4 separate regions of the Mus musculus genome follow, and all the other regions are linked to region 4. Evidence: chromatin contacts called from ENCODE Hi-C or POLR2A ChIA-PET data. All regions are on one chromosome and are shown on one strand. The core of a region is the stretch at or near the end of the contact, and the rest is flanking DNA. Distances in the headings are between cores, read along the strand shown. Region 1 holds the start of Zfp668 (zinc finger protein 668). Region 2 holds the start of Kat8 (K(lysine) acetyltransferase 8). Region 3 holds the start of 1700008J07Rik (RIKEN cDNA 1700008J07 gene). Region 4 holds the start of Fbxl19 (F-box and leucine-rich repeat protein 19).

The links. Hi-C counts contacts between places; a loop is a spot of excess contacts on that map. ChIA-PET counts read pairs that join two places held with the same protein, here RNA polymerase II (POLR2A).
Region 1: POLR2A ChIA-PET joins it to region 4 with 11 read pairs in Patski. The contact joins the promoter of Zfp668 here to the promoter of Fbxl19 in region 4. POLR2A ChIA-PET finds 5 or more read pairs at or near these places in 2 of 5 experiments (Patski and embryonic stem cell).
Region 2: POLR2A ChIA-PET joins it to region 4 with 10 read pairs in embryonic stem cell. The contact joins the promoter of Kat8 here to the promoter of Fbxl19 in region 4. POLR2A ChIA-PET finds 5 or more read pairs at or near these places in 3 of 5 experiments (Patski and embryonic stem cell).
Region 3: a map of left cerebral cortex shows a loop between it and region 4 (3-fold over the local background). The contact joins the promoter of 1700008J07Rik here to the promoter of Fbxl19 in region 4. A Hi-C loop is called at or near these places in 1 of 37 maps with a recorded cell type or tissue (left cerebral cortex). POLR2A ChIA-PET finds 5 or more read pairs at or near these places in 2 of 5 experiments (Patski and embryonic stem cell).

What each region holds. Positions count from the first base shown.
Region 1 is chr7:127,874,440-127,878,502 of GRCm38, forward strand. It overlaps Zfp668 (zinc finger protein 668), which reads right to left and starts at 2,397. Exons shown (of 3, transcript NM_146259.4): 1 at 1,608-2,397. Zfp646 (zinc finger protein 646) reads left to right here and starts at 3,262. Exons shown (of 3, transcript NM_172749.4): 1 at 3,262-3,668.
Region 2 is chr7:127,910,344-127,914,495 of GRCm38, forward strand. Kat8 (K(lysine) acetyltransferase 8) reads left to right here and starts at 2,174. Exons shown (of 11, transcript NM_026370.2): 1 at 2,174-2,399. The coding sequence starts at 2,189.
Region 3 is chr7:127,511,536-127,515,489 of GRCm38, forward strand. It overlaps 1700008J07Rik (RIKEN cDNA 1700008J07 gene), which reads right to left and starts at 1,334. Exons shown (of 1, transcript NR_024331.1): 1 at 1-1,334. Srcap (Snf2-related CREBBP activator protein) reads left to right here and starts at 448. Exons shown (of 34, transcript NM_001304266.1): 1 at 448-803; 2 at 2,630-2,705.
Region 4 is chr7:127,744,131-127,748,555 of GRCm38, forward strand. It overlaps Fbxl19 (F-box and leucine-rich repeat protein 19), which reads left to right and starts at 2,645. Exons shown (of 11, transcript NM_172748.2): 1 at 2,645-3,007; 2 at 4,120-4,320. The coding sequence starts at 4,144.

The sequences.
Region 1 (4,063 bases), core at 1,147-3,646, 130 kb after region 4:
CCAGTAAGTTGTTCTCTGACCTCCACACATGTGCTACAAAAACACACGAGATATAAGAGATAACACAGAAAAGCCAGGCAATTACCACAGACTTAGCTGGTATTTGAAGCCAAGTAGTCAGATATGGACATTTCTGCCATCTGTCCCCTTGACTATTGTAGCACTAGCATATGTTATTATTTGGTTCTTAATTTTTCACCTCCAGCAATCGGGTCCAGGGAACTTTGTTCTACGCACCTGTTACTCCAAAACTGTTTGGTGACTGAGAGCAAACTTCTGGTGGAATTCACACCCAGGTCTATAGCCTCTGCCTCTTCCACTGTAGGAGTTTGTGAGAGTCAGTCACCAACTATTTATTAACTTAAATGCCCCGTTTTTTACAAGGTCACATGGTTCAAGTATCACCCTAGTACTCCAATTTGTTTACTGTTGTGATGAAACCCAGTAAGAGAGATGACATTTTAATTTCTCACACGTTAATGAGACTCAGTGTCCCCAAAGCTGGGTTTGAGGGAGCAGCGCAGGTGTGGTAAAAAAAAAAAAAAAAAAAAAAAAAAAAAAAAAAGAGGCATCTAGATATAATCCTCAAATAGGTCAACATATAAGCCTCCCAAACCTTGAGCCTTTTGATGAAACTGTGTTGTGGTGAATGTTTAATGATATCCTAGGCCTAACAACCAGTCAGCTCACATGATCCCATTTTTCCACCCTCAGATTCTGTAGCAGCGTCCACTCTGGTCAGCAACCAAAGCTCCATCAACAATTCACAAACTTTACCACCTCCATATGCAATTCCCTTTGTCCCTCCTTTTCCTTCTCCCATGGGAAGATACTTGCATGCTTCCAATACTCCATTCCCCACAAAAATAATAACGAGCTGTAAGATGAGGGATGCATCGCGCTCGGGGACTCAATTTCTTCAGTGGAATAGTGGAACAGCATACGGGAGTTTGCAGGGCAGTAGGGCCTACCAGACTCTCTGAGGAGGGACAAGACCTGCAGAAACCCAGCGCTCCTCGCTCTCTGCAACCGTGTTTGTGCGGGTGTCCTCGCCAGACAGGCAGCCCCCGCAGAGCGGGGCTGTATGCTGACTCATTTGGGACTAAACCCTAGGATAACGTAGCTTCGGCGAGCGGAACAGGGCAGAATGAATGAAGAAGGAAGGCATGAAGAAATGAATGGACGGAGGATTCAGAGCAGGACAAAGACCTGCAAAATGGCGTTCTTTAGGACCGCGGGAGGGGCGGGCAGAACCTCGGACTGGGAGGGGGGGCGCAGCCGCCAAGGACTCGGCGACGAGGCCCTCGCCACTCAGACAAAAGCCCGGAACATGGCGGACTCTAGGACCCCCGGGTCCGCGCCGAGCAGGGCCGGCAGTCGCGTCCGCTGAGCCTGGGCATCCAAAGCACTGACCGGCGGGCACCGGGCGGGTTCTAGGACCTGCTGGGCCCGCAGCCCGCCCGAGGCCGCTCACGGCTCGCCCCGCCCGGGATGCTCGCGCCTGGTCAACTCCGTCCGCTCGGCAGCACACGTGAAGCCGGGAGCACCCCAAACCGCGTCGGGGGCCGCTGCCCGAGCCCCCGCGACTTCCCGCCGGCGTGTCCTACCTGGATCGGTTTTCGCAGGCTCCGCAGCTTTGGCGGCGGTGCCTGGCGCCGACGGAGCTCGGGACAGTCGGAGAGGGGCAGGCGCTAGGACCCGGAGGGAGGGCGGGGAGGGGCCGCCGGGCAGACGGCGGAAGTGGAAGGCCGCCTTCCTTGCTCGGGAGGAAGGAAAAACTTAGGGAAGCAGCCCCGAGCCTGCGGAAGCAGAGAAGTATCTTGCGAAGGGTTTCTGGGTGCTGAGGGGCTGGCACGCCGGGCTGATTGACGGCGGACACCCGCCAAGTCGCCGGAAGCGTCTGCAGGAGCTAGGAGGTGGGACGATGCGGAGAGGGCGCTCGGGCTTTGTGGTGCCCGCGTCCACGTCGAGTCCACATTTCCTCTAACAGCGAGGAAAGGACTCAGCGAGGATCCCTCCACGCCAGCCCTGGGAAGAAGCTTTTATGGAACCTCGTGAAAAGTGTCACCAAAGCGCCGTAGCCGGGGCTGCAGGGTCTTTCCTGTGACCGTACTGCCCGAATAAGCACGCGAAGGGTTTCAGCAGCTCTGGACGGAAGTGTGGCTTAAATCCATCCGAACGCCGCGCCGACCTGCGTGGGCGGAGCCAGAGCTGCGCCCGCAGCGGAGCGTGGGGGCTCACGCTGCCTGGGAGCTCCAGCATTCTGGAAATTGAGGCAGGAGGATTGCTCCGAGCTCGAGGCCGGCCCGGGCTGCAGAGTTAGACCCAGTCTCAAAACAACAAAAAGAAAACAAACAGTCGGGCCCACCCGGAACCTAGCGCCGGAAGCGTGTCCGTGCGGAAACACTGCCCGCGGGAGGGACAGGAAGTGTTCCCAGGCGGAAGTTTCGCGGGGAAGCATTAGCATCTAGGACACTTCCTGGTTCCTGGTAACAATAGGAAGTGTCCGCGGAACTGGGCTAGACTCTGGGTTCATACCAGCTGTCCCTGCTCCCTCTACCTCCTCCTCTCTCCCGCACCTTTCCCTCAGCTACCACTCCCGGGTACCCTGGCTGAGTGTGCGTGTGTATGGGCTCGAGAACTCTCGCACCAGCCACCACTTATGGCTCGCGGCTGCAGTTAGGGTAAGGGTCCCAGTGCGCAGGCGCGCTCCCGTTCACGACCTCCAACGGACGCGCCGGCGGCGGGAACCAGAAGGCACTCCTGGTGCGAGGTAGGGATCTAGAGAAGAAATTGGCAGAAAAGACGAGTGACTCTACAGGAATGTGATGGTGGTTGGTTAGGAAAAGGGGACTCGAGTGAAGGAGTTTTGAGAAGTGAGAATTCTGGGACCAGGCTCAGCTGGTGAGATTAGAAATAGTTGTGCTAGGGTCCCAGGAGACTAGTCAGCCCCGGAGAAAGGCCAGATGATGTGGCAGAAATGAATAGCTGCTGCTGGTTTTGGAATGAAGGTTGCCTCTTGAAGTGAGTTTATGTAAAAAAACGAGGTAACACGGCTTTGGATTTAGTGGTGTAAATGTACTTACAAGCTTATCATAGTGTCGCATGATTCTAGTCCCAGTTTGGGAAGCGAGGGCTACATAGTAAGACCCTGTCTGAAATGCCACCCACCCACCCCAAATACACTTGTGTAACAGCAGTGCTTGGCCCATGGTACTGTCCAGCCTGAGTTGCTATCATAATTTAGAGAAAAAGTAGAAGAGGGAATGAAAAGTGTTGGAGACAGCAAGGTAAGGTAGGTAGGGGATAGAAAAGGCAGAGAATAAAATGAACTTTCAACCTGAAATGGAATGGGATTAAATGTACTTAAAGGAAGTAAAACTAACGCCTAACAGGGAAACAGTGTGATGCTGAAAAGGCCAGGTTCATCCCTAAGAGGGCCTCTACCTTCTACAACACATAGGTGACCACTGAAGCCAGGTTCGTCCCTAAGAGGGCCTCTACCTTCTACAACACATAGGTGACCACTGAAGAAAGCAGCTGCTCTGCCATTCTTTTCAGACCACTCGGTTTAGCTGAAGAGTGAAGAAAGAAAGGTTGCACGTCTGTGTAAGGCCTGCCCAACAGTCGTGGCTGTCTCCTTCAATCTCAACTCTCAGGAGTCTGAGGTAGGAAAATTCATAAGTGTGAAACTAGTTTGGGCGACTGAGGGAATCCCAGAGCAGCTTGAACTTTACAGTGAGCTGAGACCATATCTCAAAAGCAAATAGTTCTGGTTCGTTGTTACAAAAACAAACACACACCTCATAGATTTTTGTTAGGTTGTCAGAATGATAGAGTGCACAGTCTGAAGATCAATAAGATCCATTATATATAACCTAAAAAACAAAATCAGTCTGTCTAGGCTCCAGATTTTATTTTCCTTATTTCTCTCAGGCTCTAGAGATGACTTAAACCTGGGGGAACATTTCTAGGAGTTTGTGCATAGCGAGGCTTTCTGAACCTCCAGACCTAAGAGAGAGCGGGTCCCTTGGCATGGATGTTTGGGGAACCTCTTTGCGAC
Region 2 (4,152 bases), core at 924-3,423, 170 kb after region 4:
CAGTAGTGAGCTGCTTGCTGTGGAAGCAGAGCTGAGATTGTCGACAAGAGCAGTGCATGCCGAATCATCCAGCCAGCTTTCCCTCAGTGCCACACACAAAAGGATCTATTCTATTCCCAATGCCATCTCACATAGATACACAACGGTCAGATATTTCTTGGACCATAGTGTCTGAGTTCTGACCTCAAGCTGCCCCTCTCAAGAACTGTTACGAAAGCCGGGCATGGTGGCACACACCTTTAATCCCAGCACTCGGAAGGCAGAGGCAGGCAGATTTCTGAGTTCGAGGCCAGCCTGGTCTACAGAGTGAGTTCCAGGACAGCCAGGGTTATACAGAGGAGCCCTGTCTCGAAAAACCAAAAAAAAAAAAAAAAAAAAAAAAGAAACCTTATGAAAACTGATCACCAAATTATGAATCAAAGAACTTTCAGAGAATGTCTAAATGAGATGTTTATCCAGCCCTACTCTGACTCAACACACTGTTGTGTGCTACTGTAAAAGTTACCAGTGCATGCTGGGTACGTAAAACCATGTGGCAGGAGCCAGTCAGTCTCAACAATAGAGCGTGAGAAAAGGAGCTTTATTCCAGTAAGCCAGCTAAGGAGGAACTGGCTGGCATTATCATCCCTAAAAAACAAAGGTCTTACAGTGCTGCTTCTTTTCATCGACTAGTTCGCCCACAACGCAGTTCCTAAAGTAGTATGCACTGGGCAAGCTATTAAAGGTGTCCGGTGCCCCAATACAGTAATTAAGGAAAACACGTGTGTGTGTGTGTGTGTGTGTGTGTGTGTGTGTGTAGAAAGGTGAAGTTAAACAGCAAATTAGACATGTGTTACTCCAATTCATCTACCAATAAGTTTACCTTGAATGCTGCTATATAGCTTATATAAAGCTATGACTTAACCATATGTATATATGGTTTAACCTTTACTGAGTCTCAGAGAATTGGTATTCTGTACTTGGAGGAGTGTCACTACAGATTCTCCAGGCACTGTCTCCCTGCTCAAACCCTTCTTGGCTGGAGATGTTCAGTGGTAGTGTTTGCCTAACATTAATGAAGCTTCGGGTACAATCTCTAGCAGTGCATGAACCTGGTGTGGTGCCATCCTAACCTCAACATTTGAAAGGTGGAGGTTAGACAACCACTCAAGGTTCTCCCTGGCCACGCTCGAGGTTTTTTGTTTTTGTTTTTCAAAGATTTATTTATTTATTATATGTAAATACATGTACACTGTAGCTGTTTTTAGACACTCCAGAAGAGGGTGTCACATCTTGTTATGGATGGTTGTGAGCCACCATGGGGTCTTAACTCGGGACCTTCATAAGAGCAGTCAGTGCTCTTAACTGCTGAGCCATCTCTCCAGCCCCGCTACATGAAATTCTTAAGAGAAAAGAAGTTGCCGGGCAGTGGTGGTGCAGGCCTTTAATTCCAGCACATGGGAGGCAGGGGCAGGCAGATTTCTGGTCTACAGAGTGAGTTCCAGGACAACCAAGGCTACACAGCGAAACCCGGTCTTGAAAAAAAAAGAGAGAGAAAGAGTGAGTAAGTTTATTTTGAAGGTAGTTTATTTGGCACACCTGTTCTTTTCCTGTCTCAACTGGTTTTTGCTCCCACCCTGAGCGAGAGACGCAAATATAGAGTGGGTAGCATATAAAAAGCCCTGGGTTTTGGCCCCAAGCATCCCATAAAACTTAATTCAGTGATAGAGTACAACTGTAATCCCCAGGATACTGCTGCACGTTCAATGAATTTCAGGCTAGCCTCTGAGAACCTTTCTCAAGAAATAGGAATGCTCGCCTTTAATCCCAGCATTCGGGAACCCAAGGCAGGAGGAGCTAGGTCAGCAAGTGTGTAGGCAGCCCGGGCTATGTCACAACAAACAACTCCACAAAAATAGCTAAGTCCGGGTGTGGCGGTGCACGTCTTTAAATACCAGGACTCAAAAGGCAGAAGCAGGTGGATCTCGAGGCCAGTATGGTCTACATAGCGAGTTCCAGGTCAGTTAGGACTGTAATTAGACCCTGTCTCAAGTTGGGCCAATTTTTAGCAACAACAGCCACACGCAGTACGCACAAAACAAAACCTTGCCACGTCACAACCTCCCCACCTCCAACACGCAAGACTATGCCCGCCCCCACTGATCCGGAAATAAAAGCGGCTCTCTGGCCGGTCACTTCCGGCACAGCAATGGCGGCACAGGGAGCTACAGCTGCAGTTGCTGCAACAACTTCAGGAACTGTAGGGGAGGGAGAGCCCGGCCCGGGGGAAAATGCAGCAGTCGAGGGGCCTGCCCGGTCCCCGGGCCGGGTCTCTCCGCCGACTCCGGCGCGTGGCGAACCAGAAGTCACCGTGGAGATCGGAGAAACGTACCTGTGCCGGCGGCCGGATAGCACCTGGCGTGAGGGCGGGGCCCAGGGCCTAGGGGCGGGATTTAGGGAATGGGCATGGCCTAGGAATGGGCGCTCTGTGGGGCTGGGAGTCTTGGGGCCAGGGTGGTGACTCAGGTAAGAAGGCGGGATTTCGGGAGCTGAGAAGCCCACTTTGTAATTGGAGGTTGGAGTCAGGCCATGCTTGTTTTCACCTGTAAAGCCACCAGTCAGCTGAATACAGAGTTGGCCTGTGAACATTCACTCTGGTTCGATTTCAGGCTTCATTTTTTTTTTTTTTTGCTATATCTGTTCCTTCATTGGTGTTTTGTTGTCTGTCTTTACATTTCTCTTGCCCCCTCATCGCCAGCAAAGAGGACAGCCCAGTTCCTAAAAACACGTTTCCTTATCTTCCTTATCTTTTCTTCCTTTTCTTTCCCTCTTCAAAATAAACCTCAAGCTGCTGGCTTCAAAATAAACTCCGAGCTGAGATGGCTCAGGACATAAAGGTATTTGTCACCAAGTCTGGTGATTTGAGTTCTGTCCCCAGGACCCACATGGTAGAAGGAGACAATGATTCTTACTGTTTGCCCTCAGAATCCATATAAGAGTATCCCCCACCCCCTAATACGATAAATACATCTAATTTAAACGAATAAATGTCGGTCATGGTGGCATACACCTTTAATCCCAGCCCTGGGAAGGCTGTGAGTTTGAGGCCAGCCTGGTCTGCATAGCAAGTTCCAGAAGAGCCAGGACTACATAGAGAGACCTTGTCTCAAAACATAATTAAACTCCTTAGACTGGGTTTGTTTGTTTTTTGTTTTGTTTTTTGTTTTTTCGAGACAGGGTTTCTCTGTGTAGCCCTGGCTGTCCTGGAACTCACTCTGTAGACCAGGCTGGCCTCGAACTCAGAAGAAATCCGCCTGCCTCTGCCTCCCAAGTGCTGGGATTAAAGGTGTCTGAGACCTTTCCAGTTTCTAGGCACTTCTAGTAAGGGCTATTGCCAGACCAATCTTGCTCTGCCCGCCAAAACTATGTGTTTATGTGCCTTTTATCACCTGCTCTTGCTATAAGTAATCTCATGTCTTCCTGGCTAGCTCTTACTCATCTCTTAATTTTTGTTTTTTAAAAAGTTATTTATTTATTTTTTATTATTATTTTTAAAATTTATTTATTTATTACATGTAAGTACACTGTAGCTGTCCTCAGACTCTCCAGAAGAGGGAGTCAGATCTCATTCTGGGTGGTTGTGAGCCACCATGTGGTTGCTGGGATTTGAACTTCAGACCTTCGGAAAAGCAGTCGGGTGTCTTACCCACTGAGCCATCTCACCAGCCCCTATTTATTTATTATATGTAAGTACACTGTAGCTGTCTTCAGACACCCCAGAAGAGGGTCTCAGATCTCATTACAGATGGTTATGAGCCACCATGTGGTTGCTGGGATTTGAACTCGGGACCTGCGGAAGAGCAGTCAATGCTCTTAACTACTGAGCCATCTCTCTCGCCCCTAGTCTCTCTTTTTTTTTTATTATTTTTTTTATTTTATTTATTTATTATATGTAAGTACACTGTAGTTGTCTTCAGATACACCAGAAGAGGGCATCAGATCTCATTAAGGGTGGTTGTGAGCCACCATGTGGTTGCTGGGATTTGAACTTCGGACCTTTGAAAGAGCAGTCGGGTGCCCTTACCCACTGAGCCATCTCACCAGCCCCCCTAGTCTCTTTATCTCCTGTGGTGATCCCATTCTAGACCCCTTCAGGCAAAGTCAGTTGCTTGC
Region 3 (3,954 bases), core at 84-2,583, 230 kb before region 4:
CTGCAAACCTATGGTACTTGTATTTGAGAGTTCTTGGGAAAACCGGTGTTACAAAGTCAACCGCAGCTGGTAGTGGTGGTGCATACGTTCATTCCAGGCAGACGCAGGAGCAACTTTGTAAGTTTAAGGTTAGCTTGATCTACATAGCGAGTCCATGTCAGCCAAGGCTACATTGTTAGACCTCACCTTTCAAAAACAAAAAGTAACTGCTGTAGGAATCAGTAGGTCTAAGCTCTTCTACTCATTTGTTTCATTTCACTGGGTGATATGTAAGAACAAAAACTCCGAAATCCAAAGGGTGGTCCCAGTGGGCAGCTGCAATGCAGCACGAGTTTCAGACCTATTGAAGCGTGCTGGGCCAGCATGGAGCCTCGGAGCGAACTACAACTCCCACCTTGCTTTGCGCCGCACAGTCCTACGCTAGCACGCGAGCCTACCCGCCCCTTCAGCCTCCAGTTACTGTGTATCGCGAGAAGACGGGCCGCTCTGGCGGTAGCGATAACGAGCCTTGGTGGTGGTGGTAGTGGTGGTGCTAGTGGCGGTGGCGGCCGAGACGGCGGCGGCCATTTTGGTGAGGCCTCGGGAGCAGCGGAGGCGGCGGCGGGGTCGCTGGGAGTAGCGTCTCCTTTTTCTTCAACTCACCAAGCACCTCTTCGCGGCGTGACTGGAAGCGGTGGGAGCATCGGGGTGGCTCGTGTTACGGCCCTTAGGGGAATTTAAAGTGGTGAAGGCGGCGACCAAGAGGGGGCCCTCCCCCCTCCTCGGCGGGAGGGGGGGTGGTGAGCACGCCCCCGAGGACGCAGGTAAGGAGAGGGAGACAAGATGGCGGAGGCCCCACACTTTCCCCTCCCCTGACGGGTGCCTGCGCGCGCATCTGCGAGCGCCGCTTCCCACCTTCCCGGGGTGCTGCGCGCGCACCGCCCGGCGGGGCCCCGGGGCTGGCGAGCGAGGTTGCCTGCGCGCGCTCCCGGAGCCGGGGGTGGGGGGGAGGGCGTCGGGCCGAGCGGCACCTGGTGTCAGAGCGGCGCCTCGCCCCCCTCCTGCCCTTCTGCGCACGCGTGCGCGAACGAGCAGCCCTCGAGAGGACGGACCCAGGTGCGCTTCTGCCCGCCCACCAACCTGCCTCCCCTCGGGGGCGCGGACGAGGGAAAGGGGTGCACGGGACGAGTAGTCCGGGCGCGCGCCCACCATAAGCCATTTAGGAGCCCGAGACTTGGCGCACGAACCCTTCCTTCCCGAGCTCTTTGCGGTCTGTGGATGTGGGGGCGCCGACGGACGCGGACATCTGAGTCCTGTGACCCGGTCTATGGGATCGGGTTCTGGCGGGAATCCCCCCCTCCTCCCCTCCCCAATCTGGCCGTGCGCGCCGCCGGCTCACCCCGCCTCCGGGCCGCGCACGCGCCGGCGCCTCCCCCAGCCGGTCGAGCACGTTGGGTGGGGTGGGCGACCGCGAGGGGGCGGGGCCGCCGTCTGAGGAGTCAAAACTTGGCAGAGGTCAAGGGTCATGCTGGGTCAGTCCACTGCGGGGGGGGTGGGGGGGTATTGGGAGGTCATAAAGAAGGCTGGAGTCCATAGTTGGGGCCTCATGGTTTTGGATTACCTCCAATCCTTGGAATTTCTGAAGGGTGAATCAAGGCAGCACAACACCTAGATAAGGAATTAACTAGGCAAATGCTTCCGGATCTTGAATACTTTATTAACCCTGCTTGTTTCCGGCTGTTAGGGCTCCTTGGCGCCTTCCTCACTTAAGTCTGCTTATAAAGCTCTTTCTTGCCGGGCGGTTGGTGGCGCACGCCTTTAGTCCCAGCACTTGGGAGGCAGAGGCAGGCAGATTTCTGAGTTTGAGGACAGCCTGGTCTACAAAGTGAGTTCCAGGACAGCCAGGGCTACACAGAGAAACCCTGTCTCCAAAAACGAAAAGCGTTTTCTTTAAAGTTCTTTGGCCGTTCCACCTCGCTCTTTCTGTATTCAAATAGCCCTCCTTTACTTTATAACTATTTGCTTTTTGTTTTGGGGAACTCCGCCCTCATTTCTGTTAAGTCCTCATTGAAAAGACAAGGAAGCTGTCAGGCATCCAGGAGGCGTTGTTAACTTCTAGATGAGAAGTTTCTGTCCTTCAGTTGTCTGTCAGAGCTTTAAGTACTTTTAGCTTTTAAAACGTTTTGTTGTCTTCTTCTCTGCTCTTACCCAGCCAGAATGTACAACCCTGTGAGATTCTCCGTACAAAACACTTTGTGCTTTGTTGCCACAACATGTATATACACCACATCCATGCTTGGTGTCCAGACAGGCCAGAAGAATAATCTGGGCCACTGGAGCTGGAGCTATTGTGAGCTGCTATATAGGTGCTTGGGACAAAACCCAGGACCTCTGCAGGAGCAATGAATACTCTTAAATCCCTGAAGCATTTCTCCACCCCCACCCCCAAGGCTGAGCCTTGCCCAATTTACTACAGCCTTGCCTAGTTTACTGTATGACTTTCTGAAGCATGAGCTTTCCCTGTTACTGTTCTGTGAAGTGACTTCGGATGTATTTTAAAGTCCAATAAAGCTGGTGTACGTAACCTTAGATGAGTATGGATTGACACATGTGGGTCGTGTCCTCACTGCTGCTGCTTCTCCTGTTTTAGGTGTGATTTCCTTCAGTACAGCACGGCACCGTGGAAGTGCAGACTCTCACAGGGGGTGTGGTCTCTGCTCACACAGGTGAGCTCACCTTCAGATAAAATTTTGTGTGCTGATGTTAATGGGAGAAACTGTATGACATGATGAGAGAATAGGTTGTGAATGATTACTGCATGTGTTTTCTATGTAGGGTTTGGTGATAGTACAACCAAACTGAGGCTGAATAAGGGAAGGTGTTACCCAGGCACTACTAGGGAGAGCACTAAGAGTATTAGGTTTTTCTATGTTTTTTTTTTTTGTTGTTGTTGTTTAGTTTGGTTTTGCTTATTTGTTTTGTTTTCATTTTTTTCTCTCTCTTTTTTTTTTTTTTTTGTTGTTGTCATTGTTTTCTCGAGACAGAGTTTCTCTTTGTAACCCTTTGTGTTCTAAAATTTGACTTGTAGATCAGGCTGGCCTTGAACTCAGAGATTTCTGTCTCTGCCTCCCAGTGCTAAGAAGAAAGACCTATACCACCATCCTGGCTTCTTCAATGTTCTGAAACATGGCAATGTGGATTTAAGTTCTCCTACTATTATCTTTTCTTCCTTCTTTTCTTTCTTTTCTTTTTAAAGACAATCTCACATAATTTAACTGGCCTCAATCTGTATAGCTGAGAATACTCTTAAGTAGTTGTGATCCTCTTGCCTCCAGTGTACCACCGTGACACTCAATTCTATGTGGTTCAGGCATGAAGTCTCAGACTCTGAGGGTACTGGTCAGCTATCCTACCAGATCAGCTCTGTCTTCAGCTCTGTGTTTCTCCCTTCTCTCTCTTTTCCTTTTTAAGGGGGTGGGGGTCTAAGTCTCTAGCTCAAGCCAACTTTGAATTCATAGCAGTCATTCTGCCTTGGCTTGCCCTAAGTGCTGGGATAATAGGTATGAACCACCACAGCTGACATTTCTCTTTCTTTTTCTTTTTTCTTCTTTTTTTCTTTTTCTTTTTCTTTTCTTTTCTTTTCTTTTCTTTCTTTCTTTATTTCTTTTTTTTTTTTTTTTTTGAGATAGGGCTTCTATTGTAGCCCAGGCTGTCCTGGAACTCTTTCTGGAGACCAGGCTAGCCTCAAACTAACAGAGATCCACTTACCTCTGTCTCCTGAGTGCTGAGGTTAAAGGCATGTACCATGAATGCTTAGCATATTTATTCTTTTGAAATGAGATCTTACTTTGTGTTTGAGGCTGGTCTCTAATGCCTATGTTAAAACAATCATCTCCAATGTCCCAAATAGCTGTGAATATTGGCATATACAGATATCAAGATATGTCTGTCTAAGCAAGTTCTTACAGGTATTTG
Region 4 (4,425 bases), core at 1,395-3,894:
AATGGACAGACACTTCCCTGGGAGCCACGACTGTTACGGGGCTGCAAGGAGCCCCTACTTAGGTTAAGGCTAGTAGTCCTAGCAAACTGAGACTTGACACAGTTTTGACCGGAGTTAACTTCCTAAGCAGAAAAACCACACCCACCAAGTCTCCAGTAGGGCTGGAAACCCAGCAGAGACAAGGAAGCAGAGATTGGCTTGGGGTAGTACTGAGCAAATTTTCTAGGACGCAGGAGGTCATCCACATGGCACAAAGCAGTCCCTTTGGCAACTGAGAGTTCACCGGAAGCCTCCAAGGCTCAAAAGACAAGGCATGAGGCTTCACAGCTCCAAAGGCTACAATTCAGGTTGAGAAAATTTGGTCAGTGTGTGCGTCCTCTGTTAAAAGGAGAGAGGGCGCCCCCTGGGAAGAGTGCTGGGTAGAGATGGTTGGAAGACTCAGATGAGGACTGAAGAGGGAGGGGTGGGGGTTAAGATGGGGGTAGCCTACTCGTCAATTTTCTTTTCGCAGAAGCTAACTGTCCGGCATGATGGATTCCTGGGCTTCCAAAACGGCTGGGCTGAAAGGGAGCTCGAAAAAATAACTGCAGCCACACGCCCCGTGCCAGAACTGGTTACTTTCTTGAATACTTTTAACGCTAATTCAGCGTGGAGGTGAGTATTAATCATAACCCCTTTCGGGTAAGAAACTTAGGTCTGATGACTTCCTACGGTGGAAAGGAGATTTTGTATATTCCAAGGTCGTCTTCCTTTGGTTCGCACCACGTGTAAGGTATTAATTTGCAAAGGTTTAAGATAGGAAGCATCGTGTGCGAGACGTCCAGTCTTTATAAGGAACAACAGCGTGGGTATACTTTTCGGAGAGAACCACGCCTCCCTTGTCGCGACAATATTGGTTATGGTTTGCGTTCTTTTAAAATATGAAATCTTCACGATCCGAAAAGGCGGACATTCTATATTCCCAGGTCACTCCGATGTTTCTCTCTCCCGCACTGATTCCCACAGGTGACATCAATTCTCCGCCACTGGAGAATGAAAACTTGGGACTACATTTCCCTGCAAGCCCTTTAGAAAAGGAGGCCAAGAGCAAAGAGACTTTCCGTTTCCGTCCGCTAGCAATTTGGCGTGTTCACGGTGATACATATTTCAACAGTAGCGTCCTTTCTCTGTACAACTAAAGCAGAGACTACATAACCCACCAGGTACCGGCACCGAGGGGCAAGCGACTAGGTTGCCATCTCTGTAGTAGTCCTCTCCTACACATCCGCCGAGAATAGTATTAGCGGTTGGACTACAAATCCCATAGCATCATGTGCTCCTTCACCCTCCATCTTTGTGGTAGTCCCCGCCCCGCTCACTTCCATTGTCTCGACAGAAGATAAAGAGGGGAGCGAGGAAGACTACAATTCCCGTCTGGCTTTGCATCATCGAGTGCGGGATTTTGATAGTTCAGGCGGGCGAGGAGCTCCAAGTGGTAGAATGAAGCAGCCAGGAAAGGTTAGGTATCCTGCCATCTTTACGGTAGTCTCTTTATCCTCCCGGTTCTGGCATTCTTAAAGGAACATAGGAAGGCTAGAAAACTACTATTCCCATCCCACTTCATAAGATCGACTTATTAGGTGTACGCCCCTCGATCGCCATCTTGCTTGTAGTCCTCGTTTCTTTTCACCTTTCCATTGTTCCTGATGAGTAGAAATGGCAGCGGGAAGGCAGCAGCTGGACTGCGACTCCCGTCAGGTACCACACGCGCGGAGGGTTGTGGACCAGAGGGCGTGTGAGTGCCTGGAAAGGAGGTCGGGTCGGGGGAAAAGGCCATCTTGCTTGTAGTCATTCTTCCCGCTCCTTCTCTATGTCCTGCTACGGGGAGTCTCGGGTCAACTGGACTATAATTCCCGCCATGCTCGGCTTCCAGCGTGGCATCCTTCTCGCCATCGTATTTGTAGTACCGGCTGGCCCTTGTGTCCCACTTTTCCCACGATAGTGCTAGAATTTGGAGAACTACAACTCCCGTCGTGCTTTGCACGCGCTCGTCCTGGAAAGTAAAGGTGGTGAAGGAAGGAGGGAGAAGGGGGCGGGGTTCCTCTGGGAGAAGGAGGGAGTAAAAAGGAGGAGGAGGTGGGAAGAAGGGAGGGAAGAGGGAGGAGAGGAGGAAGGAGGAAGGAGCTGAGGAGGGATGAGAGCGGCGACCTGGGCCCAGGGCCGAAGCAGCGCGAGGCTAGGGGAGTAGGGGTGCTAAGACATCCCAACTGCCCCCACCCCCTTCCTGCCTCTGCCCCATCCTTTCCTTATACCCTCCCATTTTAGGAGTGGATTTATTCAAATTTTATTTAAATCTTTATATCTTGAGGGTCGCGCGTTTGAAGGGGGGAGGGCGGGGGCGCGTGCAGGCTGGGGGGGGCGGGGCCGGAGCAGCTTCCTTCACCCCCCTCTGCGCGCCCTGTCTCTGTAGGTCAGGGGGCCGCAGTACAGGGGCGGACCCAGGGGAGGGGGGCAGGTTGCAGCGACCCCCCCCTCCCCGGGAACCGGCGGTGGGCGGGGTTTGAACCCCGGAAACGGTGGGGGGCCCCTGGTCTTTCCCTGGACCCCTGGGCAGTTGGAGCTGGGAAGGGGCCAGTTAAGGGTCGGGGGCTTTGGGGAAAGGTGGGGGTGGGGAGCTGAGACTCATACCCGGGACTGAGTGGGGCCCGGGCAAAAGCTGAGCACCCTGCGCCCGAGGAGCCCCCGTTGGCCTGGGGGGGCTGAGGGACTGAGCCCCCCAGAGCAGGACCTCCCCCTGGAAGGGCCGCGCCGCAGCCCGTGGGAGGGCCTCGCCCCCGGCGCTCCCCATCTCCACTCGCTGCTGTCCCGGCCTCCGCCGGAGGGAGGGGCCGAGCGCCCTCGGGGGGCCGTGGACCCCGGCGTTCTGAGCGTTCAGCGCCCCGCGCCGCCCGGCCCCCCCGCCGCCGATGGCCGCCGACCCGCCGGGAGCTGCCGAGAAGGGAGAGATGGCTCCCGGGACACGTGTGAGGTGGGTTCATGCGGCTCCTCCTCACCCCCAGACCTGGGCAGCTCCCACTCCCATTCATCCTCAGCCTGGCCTCTCCCTTCCTTCCCCGCCCCCAGCCTCACCCTCCCTTTGCTCCAAACTCCTTCTCCAACCTTCTCTCCTATAACCTCCAACCCCAGGGAAGTGGCCTTCCTTCCCCGACCCTGCTGCCCCTTGCAGACCTCCCCCTCCACCCCGCCTCCAGTCGCCGCCCTCTAGGCCCCTCCCCCGGAGTGCTGGAGGGCCCCATACCCTGTGGATGGTCTGGAAGTCCTTGGAAAGGGAGAAGCCTGGGGGAAGCAGGTCTAAGACTGATTGGGAAGAGACCCCCCCAGGCTTGCTGAGTCCATGTGGGATTTCAGAGGATCTGGTTTCCAGGGGCAGGAGAGCCCCAGGGATTCCAGACAATTAGGGATGAAAAGCAGGCTGGTAAGATGTGAATGGGGGCGGGAAGACCTAAAGCCGAGCCCACCTTGAATTTTGTTGAGATGTTAGGGCAACTTGTAGAATCCTAGGGAGTCTGGGAGATTACCCAGATTGCCTGAGGGATCCTATTGGATAATTTGGAGCCCCCAAGGACTTGTGTGTGGGCTGAGAGGGGACACTAAGCATTTCAGGGGTGTCAGCCCGGGGAAGTGGAGAGCACACACTGGGTCACTAGAAATGGAGTGGGTCTGGCTAGAGTACCAAGGTTTGAAAGGTTTGGATGACTAAGTACCCACGTGAGAGAAGGGAGAGGGGAAAGAGTGTGGTGCATGCCCCTGGAATCTGGAGGTAAATCAGTGAGGGAATGGGGGGTGTGGGTAACAACAGGTATGAGTTGAAGCTCCCTCAGGTAATGCTACAGATCTGAAGCCTTTTCCAGGAACCTGGGCTTGGGATGTTAGAGGAGGGGCCTCAGTGTCCCTCCTTCCAGCAGGCGGGAGGTCTTGAGGGAGTGGCCCTCTGCTCAGGACACACACTAAAAGGCTGACCTTCTCTGAGGGTAGAAACAGAAGCTCTGCCCCCATCAGAGGTGTAGTGAGCTTGCGGCCAGGAGACTCTCAGGCCAGGCTTTGCAGGCCTCTCTGACCTTACCAACCATCTGCCTACAGCCCTCGGCGTTGCTGACGCCCCCAATGTCGTCGAGCAGCCGGGGACCGGGGGCCGGAGCGCGCCGACGCCGAACCCGCTGCCGTCGTTGCCGGGCCTGTGTGCGAACTGAGTGCGGGGACTGCCATTTCTGCCGAGACATGAAGAAGTTCGGGGGGCCCGGGCGCATGAAGCAGTCGTGCCTGCTTCGGCAGTGCACCGCGGTGAGTCTTGAGCCCCATGCCTGGGGTATGTGGAACCTCAGGCCTATTTGCCCAGAGCACCATCAGTAGTAGTACGGGGCCTGAGCATTCTCTGGGTGTCCAGCA